2 separate regions of the Mus musculus genome follow, and region 2 is linked to region 1. Evidence: chromatin loops called from intact Hi-C (ENCODE). Cell type or tissue: gastrocnemius. All regions are shown on one strand. Each heading gives the region's core, and the rest is flanking DNA. Links, peaks and the distances in the headings are about the cores only.

Region 1 (5,286 bases), core at 607-4,606:
TTGATGATTTTAGGCTATATGCCAGACTTTAGCTGTAAGAGACTCAGAGGGGTGGCTTGGTTTTGCACCTTTATAGCTAGACTTATTCAAACCAATTCATTTTTCTGGTTTGTACAATGACACTTCCAGTAACAGAGATGCAGATACCCTCAACTCATCAATAGACTTGTGTCTAGACTGTTGGATTAAAATGCAATTTCATAGCTATATCAAAATGTGCTCATGCCTTCTGTGCCAACATCCCTCCCATTATAGAGAAAATATTGAAGCAGTGGCCTTGTCCATAGAGGTCCTGGGAGTGGGGGTGGGAGTGGGGGCAGGATCTGTGTTTATGGTGGGTACTCTCCCTCAAAAGAACCATCAGCATGTCACAATCTTAGAAAACACTCATTATCTATAGGCAAAATGTCACTGACATGATGGGAGATCCCAGAGGGATAAATCCAGGAACAATGGCCAATTGTTCCTTGTTTCTCTCCTTATCTTTGATGTTACAAACCACATGTAAATAAATTAAATAATTATGTTAACTTGTTCTATTAATAATGCATTAGTTCATATATATTATCTATATGTTTTATATTTTAATTTTTGTGTATGAGTGTTTGCCTATATATATGCAGATATCACCACATATCTGTCTGATGCTTGAGGAAGCCAGAAGTAGGCCTTGGATTCCCTAAAATGGAGTTGCAGCTAGCTTTTGAGTTGTGACATGGGTGCTAGGTACTAAATCTGGAGCATGTGGAATAGCATTACTGCTTTTAACTGCTGACCCATTTCTCCATTCCAAACCATATCTTATTCACCATCAGAGTCAGGGAATAAAGCCCAATTGCCTCAACCTAATCACAGAAAATAATGGGCACAGTTATGACATGTTCTGGCCCACAAACCACCTAGGGCTTCTTTTAAAAGCAAATGTTTCCTTTATATTTATACAGTTTAGGAAATGTTGCCTTGTTGGAGATAACAGAAAAGATCCCTTTTCTGTGTCTAGGTGGAATGCTTGAACCATATTGTGGCTGCGAGACATTCTCACAGGCTAACCATGACGACAAAGACCACAGATCCTTGGTGAAAGCATTGACGCATTCAATTCCCTGTCCTGGGAGTGAGTTAGTCCTTGTGCCCAAGATAGCATGAATAAGCTGTCTGGATCTAAATCTTTCACTTGTAGCTGAAAATAACTAATATAATTGGACCAGTGGGAAAATAAAAGAAAAAAAAACTCCAGTTGCTTATTAGACATGGCTTGTACAAAGGTCACCTAGAACTGGATTTTTCTGGTTAACCAAGGAACAAGATTAAGAATGTGGGGCTTTGAAGAATGTGGACATCTGTCACCTAGAAAGCAGCTTTTCACAGCTCACCTGGATACTTCCTCACAGGTGTCAGACTGCAGTCTGATGGAATGGGATTTACAGACAGGACTCTCAAAGTCTATATGGATACAATAAAGATTTAAAAATTAGCAACTAAAAAAAGGATCTGTATATAAATGCCATGTCTAATTATTAGAAAGTTCAAATCCAAGGCCTGCCTTCCCAAAGTTTAAAAGTTTCTCAAGGTTTACAGCAAAACTGATGATTAACAGATTTTATCGATTCCACTTGAGGAGGACAGGCATTGGAACTGCTTCTAATTCAAAGTCCACCAGAGACAGAAAAGTCCCCAGAGCTAGTCTAAGGCATCTGCTAAACATTATTCGCAGACGTCTGCACATGGTGAGGCATAAACCTGGCTTGGGTATGACAATGTGTTTGGGTACAACTCTCACAGCTCAAAGCCTTCCCTGGCTGTGCTGCCTGCCTTTGAACACAGGTATTCAGTGGATAGCTTGACCTTGAGGACTTCAGCTGCTCTCTTGTTTCCATAAGGATTAAGCTGAGCCCATGGTGTGATCCATGTCTCCGTTTGTGGTAAGACAGGAGCTGAGGTCCAGGCAGAGAGAAGGCAGAGGAAGCACTCTTGGCTTCAGGGAACACATTCATGCTCTGCTCTCATCTGGCTGTAACCAGAACATCACCCAAGGAATCCCATGGTAAACTAGACATGCCCTTCTCTTGGTACTCATAGTTGAGTACCGAGGTGAACCATATTCAACTATGGTGTCTAAAGGGTGATTTAACAACTAAACAATCATCTTGGAGAGTTGATTAGGACCCAATAGCACCATCAGCATGGAACCTACCTCTGTCTTTGAATGAATGACACAGGAGAGAGAGAGAGAGAGAGAGAGAGAGAGAGAGAGAGAGAGAGAGAGAGAGAGAGCACATAAAATTTGCAAGCATGTATACAGATGCATAACCTGTCTCCTGTGATGCCCTGTGTCACCTTCGGGACTCTACTAAGAAAAAGGACATCAAGACATAAGCTCCCTCAACCTTCAGCTTGCTTGACTGTGAGCTAAAGTAAATCCTCTTAACTTATCACCCTGGAGTGTCACCAGCAAGAAAAAGAAACAATAAATGTCTTCAGGGGACACACAGAATACAATTAAATGGGACTCAACAAATGAAAACCCAAATAAGTCCATAAAAATAAAAAGTGACCTATGCCAACCGGAGAAAAGTGAGGGCTGAAGTCTTAATTTTCTACATGGAATGAGATGGGGCACCTGCCAGCTGGCATTCACAGTCCAGAGTCTTTGAGATGAGGCGGCCTGGAATGAATCACAGGAAAGAAAGACTGGCCCTGGAACCAAAGATGTTAGCCATCATAGTGTCACTATCTGGGGCAAGATGCAGATCAGATTGGTAACGTGTCCACCTCCATGGATCTGGTCATGATGATGGCAGACAGGAGAAGCCCCTTTCTCTTTCAATTCAAGGTTCAAAGTTCTATGAACAGCAAGTGACTTAATCATTAGTTTTCCTGTTAAGAAGACTTAGTTGCTCCAAAAATAGATACTCGCTGCTGTCTTGTGTTTCATGCTGTATCTCAGAATGAGAAACATTGCAGCCAGTTTTGGGTGAAGATTCGCACAGTCTTTGAGATCCATGGAGCTCCAGTGAGCTGTACTTCCATACCTACGCAGAACGGCACACTCAGAACTGTGAGAATGTATACTGCTAATGCCAAGTTAAGCAGAATCACTCTCCACCATGACCTTGTGACTGGATCCTCAAGGGAGGCCAACCAGCGGCAAGCTGAGGACACCAGGGAGACTCATCTGATACCCACCCTAGCAGGAGGCAGCAAGACAGTTTGGAATTTTCTGGCTGACCACCAAACCCTGTTTGTGCCGTACTCTTTTTATAGCACAGGCTCCTGATGCGTGATGTTTGCTCAGCTATTATATACAAATCACTAGCCAAGAAGAAAATTCTCCATTCCCACAACTGGGACAGAGAGCAATGCCCACCAAGATACTTTAGGGATGCTGGACTGCTGAGCCCTGTGGCCAGGTAACCCTGGGTACCATCCTTATCAGTCTGGAGTCTTCAGGCAGAACCTGAACTCAGGTTTCTCTCCCTCCCTAGTGCTGAATTAGCAGAGTACCTTGGAGCTCTAAAGCCCACAGACACAAGACTTTACCTGGCCTAGGGCAGGAGCCTGGCTGAATGAATTAACAGTACAAAAGAGACAAACACTCCCAGGGGTTCAAGGAAGGGGCTTTGGATAACTAGAAATTCACCTGTGGTGTCAGCTTGGCTATCTCTTAAAGACCCTGCCTTGCTTTCCACATCTGTAAATGGGGATGGCAGTCTTGTCTACCCTGACCCATCCTAACCTACCCCACCCTGGAGCTGTATGCAGGGTTAAAGGTAAGAGGCAGAGAAGGGCAGAGGTCAAAGATTCTTGACAGACTCTTGACAGTGGCTGAGAAGATGTTGCCACTGTAGTCTTCCTTCCCTCCCCCCAACCCCCCCCCCCCCCGCTCTCTTTCTAATGACTTGCTCTGAGGACACACGTGTGGCTTGGCTCAATGCCTGATCTCCCCTACCTAATGTAAATGGTATGAATGACGTCAGAGCTCTGTTCTCCTCTCTGCATGCTGGCATCTTAGACAATGGCTGGTGCCCAGAAGGCTTCTAGTATCTCTTAAATGCAGAAATGACTAAATGTGGGGGCAAATGAATAAGATAAAAAAGACCAAATGAACTAACAAAACCGGCCAGCTCACAGAGCTCACGGTCAGGACGGGAGTTGGTGAATGTTAGGATAGAAATCTGTCAAGACAATCATCAAATATGCCACACAATCATCACAGGGGCACCCCTACCGCCACCCTACCCCCCACCGCCCACCGCGGGTCACAATGTATGGGCTTGAAAGACAATTATTTCTAACTTTACATTAGATAACTGGGTAGTTGCTCAGGTCCTGGGCTCCATTGGAAAGGAACGGATCTTCAGTAAGAAGGTATCTGTGGTAGCAATGATAAGAGCTAGCTTTCTGATCTCTTCAAAATGATGTTAAAAAGTGATGCATTCTAGGACGACGACAACAACAACAACAACAACAACACAGGGGTGGGGGTGTATGGCTGAACGAGAGAAAGTTTGAGAGCAAGTTTACATAACCTTTAGTCCAACTGCAAAAGTACCATACTGGTGCCCATATACTACATGCCTCTGGAAGGCCTCTGATTTTTCCTGTTTTTAAGTGGTCTTTGAACCCCCTTCTCCTCAATTGCCAGGGGTGGGAAAGGTGATTCATCACCCGCCGCCAGCCCTCTATGCTGCATTCCCACCATAAATCTTGCCTTTGTAAGAAGCTCTTATCTTCATAAACAGATAGCATCGGCCCTTACTGCTTTTTATGTCAATGTCCTTTTATTTAAGAATGACCCTGTTTTTGTTATAAATCCCTGAACATATTAGCAGAGGATACTTTCGGAGCAAACGTCTCTAGCGAGGGGGCAGCCCCTAGAGTCACATTCTCACTTCTAAGTGAGAGCGAAATCCTTAAGTCAACACATTCTACAGAGGCTGTGCTAAAGTACATTTTTCAAAGGCCCATGCCATTTGGTTGAAGTCAGCTCTGGAGGGTCACATACCTTTTCAATCAAAGGAGCAGTTACCCGTGTGAGGGGCCTGCAGGCAGAGGGAAAGCCTCCCGACATCTCCCTTAGCCTTCATCTGCCCCTTGCAGCCTGCACACCCTGCTCCAGGAGTGAACCCTTCCCTTTGGTGGCTTCTCAGACCAAAGAGAAAAGTGTCTTGGGAGTTTAGCACCCCACTGCCCTGACTCCCACTCTGAGAAGACAGGAGGGTGTATTCCCCCACCCCCTTCCTCCATTGATGGTCCCAAGTTGGGACAGGGCAGGGTGAAGACTAG
Region 2 (4,550 bases), core at 35-4,034, 55 kb before region 1:
CACTCTCCTCAGGAGCCATCCACCTTGTTTTGTTCTGTTTTCCTAGATCAGAACTCTCAGTGCCCTGAGCCAGCTAATTCAGCTAGGCAGGCTGGCCAGGGAGCCCTAGGGATCCACTGAGTTTTGCCTTCCTAGGGATGGGGTTAAAAGTTTGCCCCCACCATACCTGTACTGCTAGGGATGGAACTCCTGTCCTCGCCCTGCATGGCTAGCACATTGACTGAGCCATTTCCCCAGCTCTCGAGAAGCCTTCCCATCTATGTGTTAACTCCCCCTCCACTGGAAGGAGCATGCTCCACTGTGCAGGCATTAACGGGGAAGCTGGAGGACTCTGGGTTTCTTGGGAGAAGGCACAGTCCCACAAACCTCTGGAAGCAGAGACCCCGTCCAAGTTCAGACAGGAAACACCTGGGCCTCCACCCCCACTCCGAACACACTTTACATTTCAAAACAGATGATTCGGAATTGTTCATAAATATTTGTCTTGCTTCAATAAAACACTTTGCAGCCAGTTTCCTAAACCCTTGTGCAGAAGGCTCAAGCATACACGCTATGAGTGGTCCACATTCTTTTACCATTGCATGTATTTGGGTGGACAATATCCTGGGGACATAAAACCCAAAGGCAGTCATTTAATCGTGTCATAAGGGGATTTCAGGGTAGCTTTCCTTCAGGGATACACAACTCTCTGCATCTATAAAGCTCAAATCGATCTCTACTTGTTTTTGAGCAGGGGGAAAAATAGAGTTGAAATATATAGACAACTCAAGTTGTCCTAACTTTCCTATTATAGTAAATGAGAGGTGGGAACAGTCTCTTGGAGGCTTAGCGAAGCTTTACTGTCATTGATTATCAAACCTCAGCTACAGGCTAGAGCCATATTAAAGGCAAAAGGTAGAGTTATACTAATGGCCTCAGAGCCAACATGCCCTGTATTTAAACACATTTTAAAGCACATTGAACCCTTGACAACGTTTTCAAAATTGTTTTAAACCCTAAAATGAAAGTACTCTCCATCTCTATGCTAAAAATTCAACGTTGAAAAGCCCCTGTGACCTAGTAGTCTCCAAATTGTCTATCTTCCTATGGACGTGGGGGGTATTCATGTAGTTTAACAAATACAGTGATAACTAGATATGTAGAATGTCTTGCACATTGATGGCATCTACAACAGACCCCTCTGTGTGCTCAGTATGAAGAAAGAAAAGGGAAAGAACACTTGTAGGTAGGGGTGGTAGAAAAGCTAGGGCTCTAGAAAGTTATCTCTAAAAAGCACCCAGGACAGTATCTAGGCACCCAGGAGCCAGAAGAGCACCGACCCACCCAGCCTACCTGTAGGGTGCCTTGCTTCAACCTTAACCACTTTTCAAAGGCAGGGAAAACATGAAAGAGGACCACAAGACAGTAAGCCTCTAAACACAACCCTAAAATGGCCTCCAGTGAGCTGTCTCCTCTCTTTTCCTGCCCTCCCTGCCCCCCAAAAGCGGCAATTAAAAATTCCTCAATTGGCCATAAACTGCTTAACTCTGGAGCGACTCAGAAGTACCGGTGCACTGCCCCATTAATGACGATTAGGCTTGGTGGTGATAAGACACCGCTTAGGAGCTCGTCAGAGCCATAAAAGGTGGTCCTGAGAGGTAATGATAAGCCAGCTCGGAGCAGGCGGCAGCTGCTCCGCCTAGGTTAAGGATTAACATGCTGGACTCTGGCCAGTTGAGAAGTTGTTTAACCAGGGAAGCAAACTTGTGAACGATCACATGCCCATCACTGCCTCTGCTGCTTCTCCGTTTAGCTTTGCACCATGCATGTCCCGCCTGAGCTATGGCTTAACCGGAAGCTTGTGTAGTTCTGGAGGAGCTGTCCGTCTTTCTGACGGCATCAACCCCAGTAAACTAGTGTGGACCACAGGTGAGGAAGGGGATCGATACGGATGGTGATGAGACAGAGAACGATAAGAAATGACAGGCTGTTGAGAAGAATCCCATTTGTTTCTATCCTTGTGCCTTCTGTGACCTTCTAGTTAGTATGTTCTTTCATAGGCCATGAGGATGTTTAATGGCCAGACCGTCACGGGAAAACACTAGAGAGAGAGCCATTTGGGGCACTTCATCTCGGTTTCAGGACAGTGCATTTGAAAAGGGTGATTAGTCCTGCAGTCATCTTTGGGTGGGATAAGCCAGGCAAACAAAGGGTGCTTAAAGTCACCTTCAGGATTAGAGAAGGTTCCTTTGATCATGACAAAAGGGAGGTGCTCTTTCTTTCTTTTTTTAAGATTGAAGAGCTGGGTGTCCCGAGTAGGAGGTCTGGGGATCTGTTGGTTCTGCTTAGTTTCAGTTGGGATGCTATGAAGGTTTGGGAGGATGAGCCACAACTACTCTCTTTCATGGTGCAGGCTAGGGGCTCACGGTCCAAATAGGAAATAGAAGCTTGACGTGTGTCTAATATGTATATGTGTGATGTAATGGGGACATTTTCTTTTCAAGATTTGGGCTTTAAAAAGTTGGCGGCATAAGCCTGGCCATGGAGGGCGGGTTGGGAAAGAGCTGGGGTGGTTTATGTACATTTTAGACTACAAGGGCCAGGAAAACAGATAAGGAAACAAGGTGAGCTATATTATACAGGGAGGAGGCCATGTCTACAGCCAACCTGACGGCAAAGCAACAGGTCCCTCAAGTGTTGTCCCTTAAAGAATTATGTCCAGATCTCAGAAGTCTACCACCCAAGGAATACCAGGATGCAAAGCCCGAGTTTCCTCTTCTGACCCATAACTGAAAGAATCTTCTTTCCACCACAAATCAACCCGGGGCCAACAGCCAGAGAGAAGTGTACTTCTTCTATTACTCGAAAAGCTGCAGTGAAGGGGCTGGGGTGGCAGCGGTTCGCCGGTAATGTGTAATGGGTGCGCTTGTATGTTCAGTGCTGGGGAGGCAGAGACGGGCAGATCCCTGGGGTGCAGCAGCCGAGTCAGTGAGTTTCAGATCCTAGTGAGTGACGACGACGACTTCAAACACAAGGTAGAGGCTTCCTGAAGGACAGCACCCATGTGCTCTGACTTCCACTGGCATGCATGCACACACGTGAGCCCTAGAGCAGAAACGTGCAGATGCCAAACCCCGCACTGGTAAAAAGGAAATGATCTCTCAGACAAGGCTGCACTCCGAGACTCTATCTGAGATTTTTAACAGATGAATTCCCACTGAGAGGCAGAGCTCAGGAGTCAGCCAGATCACAGTATCCACTGGAAAAAAGCTTGCAGCCACAGATGGGCAACTCCTTATTTTCCATCTCAGAAGCATCACTCTGCACAAACTGCCTCGTCCAGAGCAGATCCGGTTACGTGTGGTTATCTTATGTTACAGCACTTTCACGTAGACGTCAAACATGTTTGCTTTCTTAATGGCCATCATGCACGAGGAAATAACTTTCTTTAAATAGCATCAGCCCAGGCCTATGCACAGCCTTAAAACAAGAGTTCTCTCGACAACACTGTGAAGGGTGACTGCGTGCTTCTGAACCAGGGCAAGTACTAGCACCCAGACAGCGCTGGATGAGACAACTTACAAACCCTTGCTGCAGAGCTCATCCCGCTGGGGACTTGCAGATCTACCTCATTCTCTAGATCGGAGCTTCCCACTTCATGGGTTGTCATGTCGGCTATTATTATTATTATTATTATTATTATTATTATTATTATTATAATACTATTATTATTATCATTATTACTTTATAGATATATTTTTATTTTATATGTATGTGACTCACCTGCATGTGTGTAAGTGTACCACGTACATACAGTGACCACAAAGGACAGAAGGAGGTGCCAGATCTCCTGGAACTGTAGTTAGGAGCTTCTACATCTGGGTTGGAGACTGAACTCTGGCCCTCAGTAAGAGCGACAAGTACTCCCAACTGCTGATCCATCTTTCCAGCCCCAAGTTAGCATTCATTTAACATTCTGCTTGTTTCTCAGCAAAGAGCTATATTGTCATAGCTGTGTTTTATTTCACTGTATAATACTACCAGCAAGCCTATGTGTGAGTGTGTGTGTATGTGTGTGTGTGAGAGAGAGAGAGAGAGAAAGGGAGAAGGAGGGAGAGGGAAGGAGACACACACACACATCTCATCTACCCTTCCATGATAATATGCACAATGAAGAGTATGGAATTCGCAACCCAAACAGGATGTGCATGTTAGTTTCTGAGGTATTGCCAAAAGCCACTCTGATTTAAATTCCCACCAATGGTTTACAAGCAGGCATGGGCTGATGTAAGCTTGCATGTGCTGATACACTCATCATTGGTCCTATTATCAGACAGCTACATCTCTGTCAACATCATTTGTTCTGCACTTTTTTTTTTATTAATGAAGCTGAATACTTTTCACAAGTGTACTGATCACATTCTTGGCTTACTTTCCTAGTGGGCAGTTTGTTGTTTTTTACTTGACATGCAGAAACACGTTAAGACAACAGAATCAACCCTTTCTCTGTCCTTGAAAGGCTATTTTAATTTATATATATGTATGCATATATATACATACACACATATGTA

What was found. Peaks named below come from ENCODE experiments on the same cell type or tissue, not always from the same donor. Only the 100,000 strongest peaks of a DNase experiment are listed, where the experiment ranks them.
Region 2: it touches region 1 in a loop (2.1-fold over the local background); 7 of 42 quality-filtered maps call a loop at or near these places.

Annotation. Positions count from the first base shown.
Region 1 is chr6:101,324,744-101,330,029 of GRCm38, forward strand. All of the region lies in intron 3 of Pdzrn3 (PDZ domain containing RING finger 3), which reads right to left. Among named protein-coding and RNA genes, the nearest start is that of Pdzrn3, 51 kb to the right of the region's middle. In gastrocnemius, for the core only: no CTCF peak of the experiment used is centred there; a DNase peak (open chromatin) is centred at 2,637; H3K4me3 peaks cover 974 bases; H3K27ac peaks cover 4,000 bases.
Region 2 is chr6:101,270,269-101,274,818 of GRCm38, forward strand. All of the region lies in intron 3 of Pdzrn3 (PDZ domain containing RING finger 3), which reads right to left. Gm33934 (predicted gene, 33934) reads left to right here and starts at 1,668. Exons shown (of 2, transcript NR_166918.1): 1 at 1,668-1,908. In gastrocnemius, for the core only: no CTCF peak of the experiment used is centred there; no DNase peak of the experiment used is centred there; H3K27ac peaks cover 2,235 bases.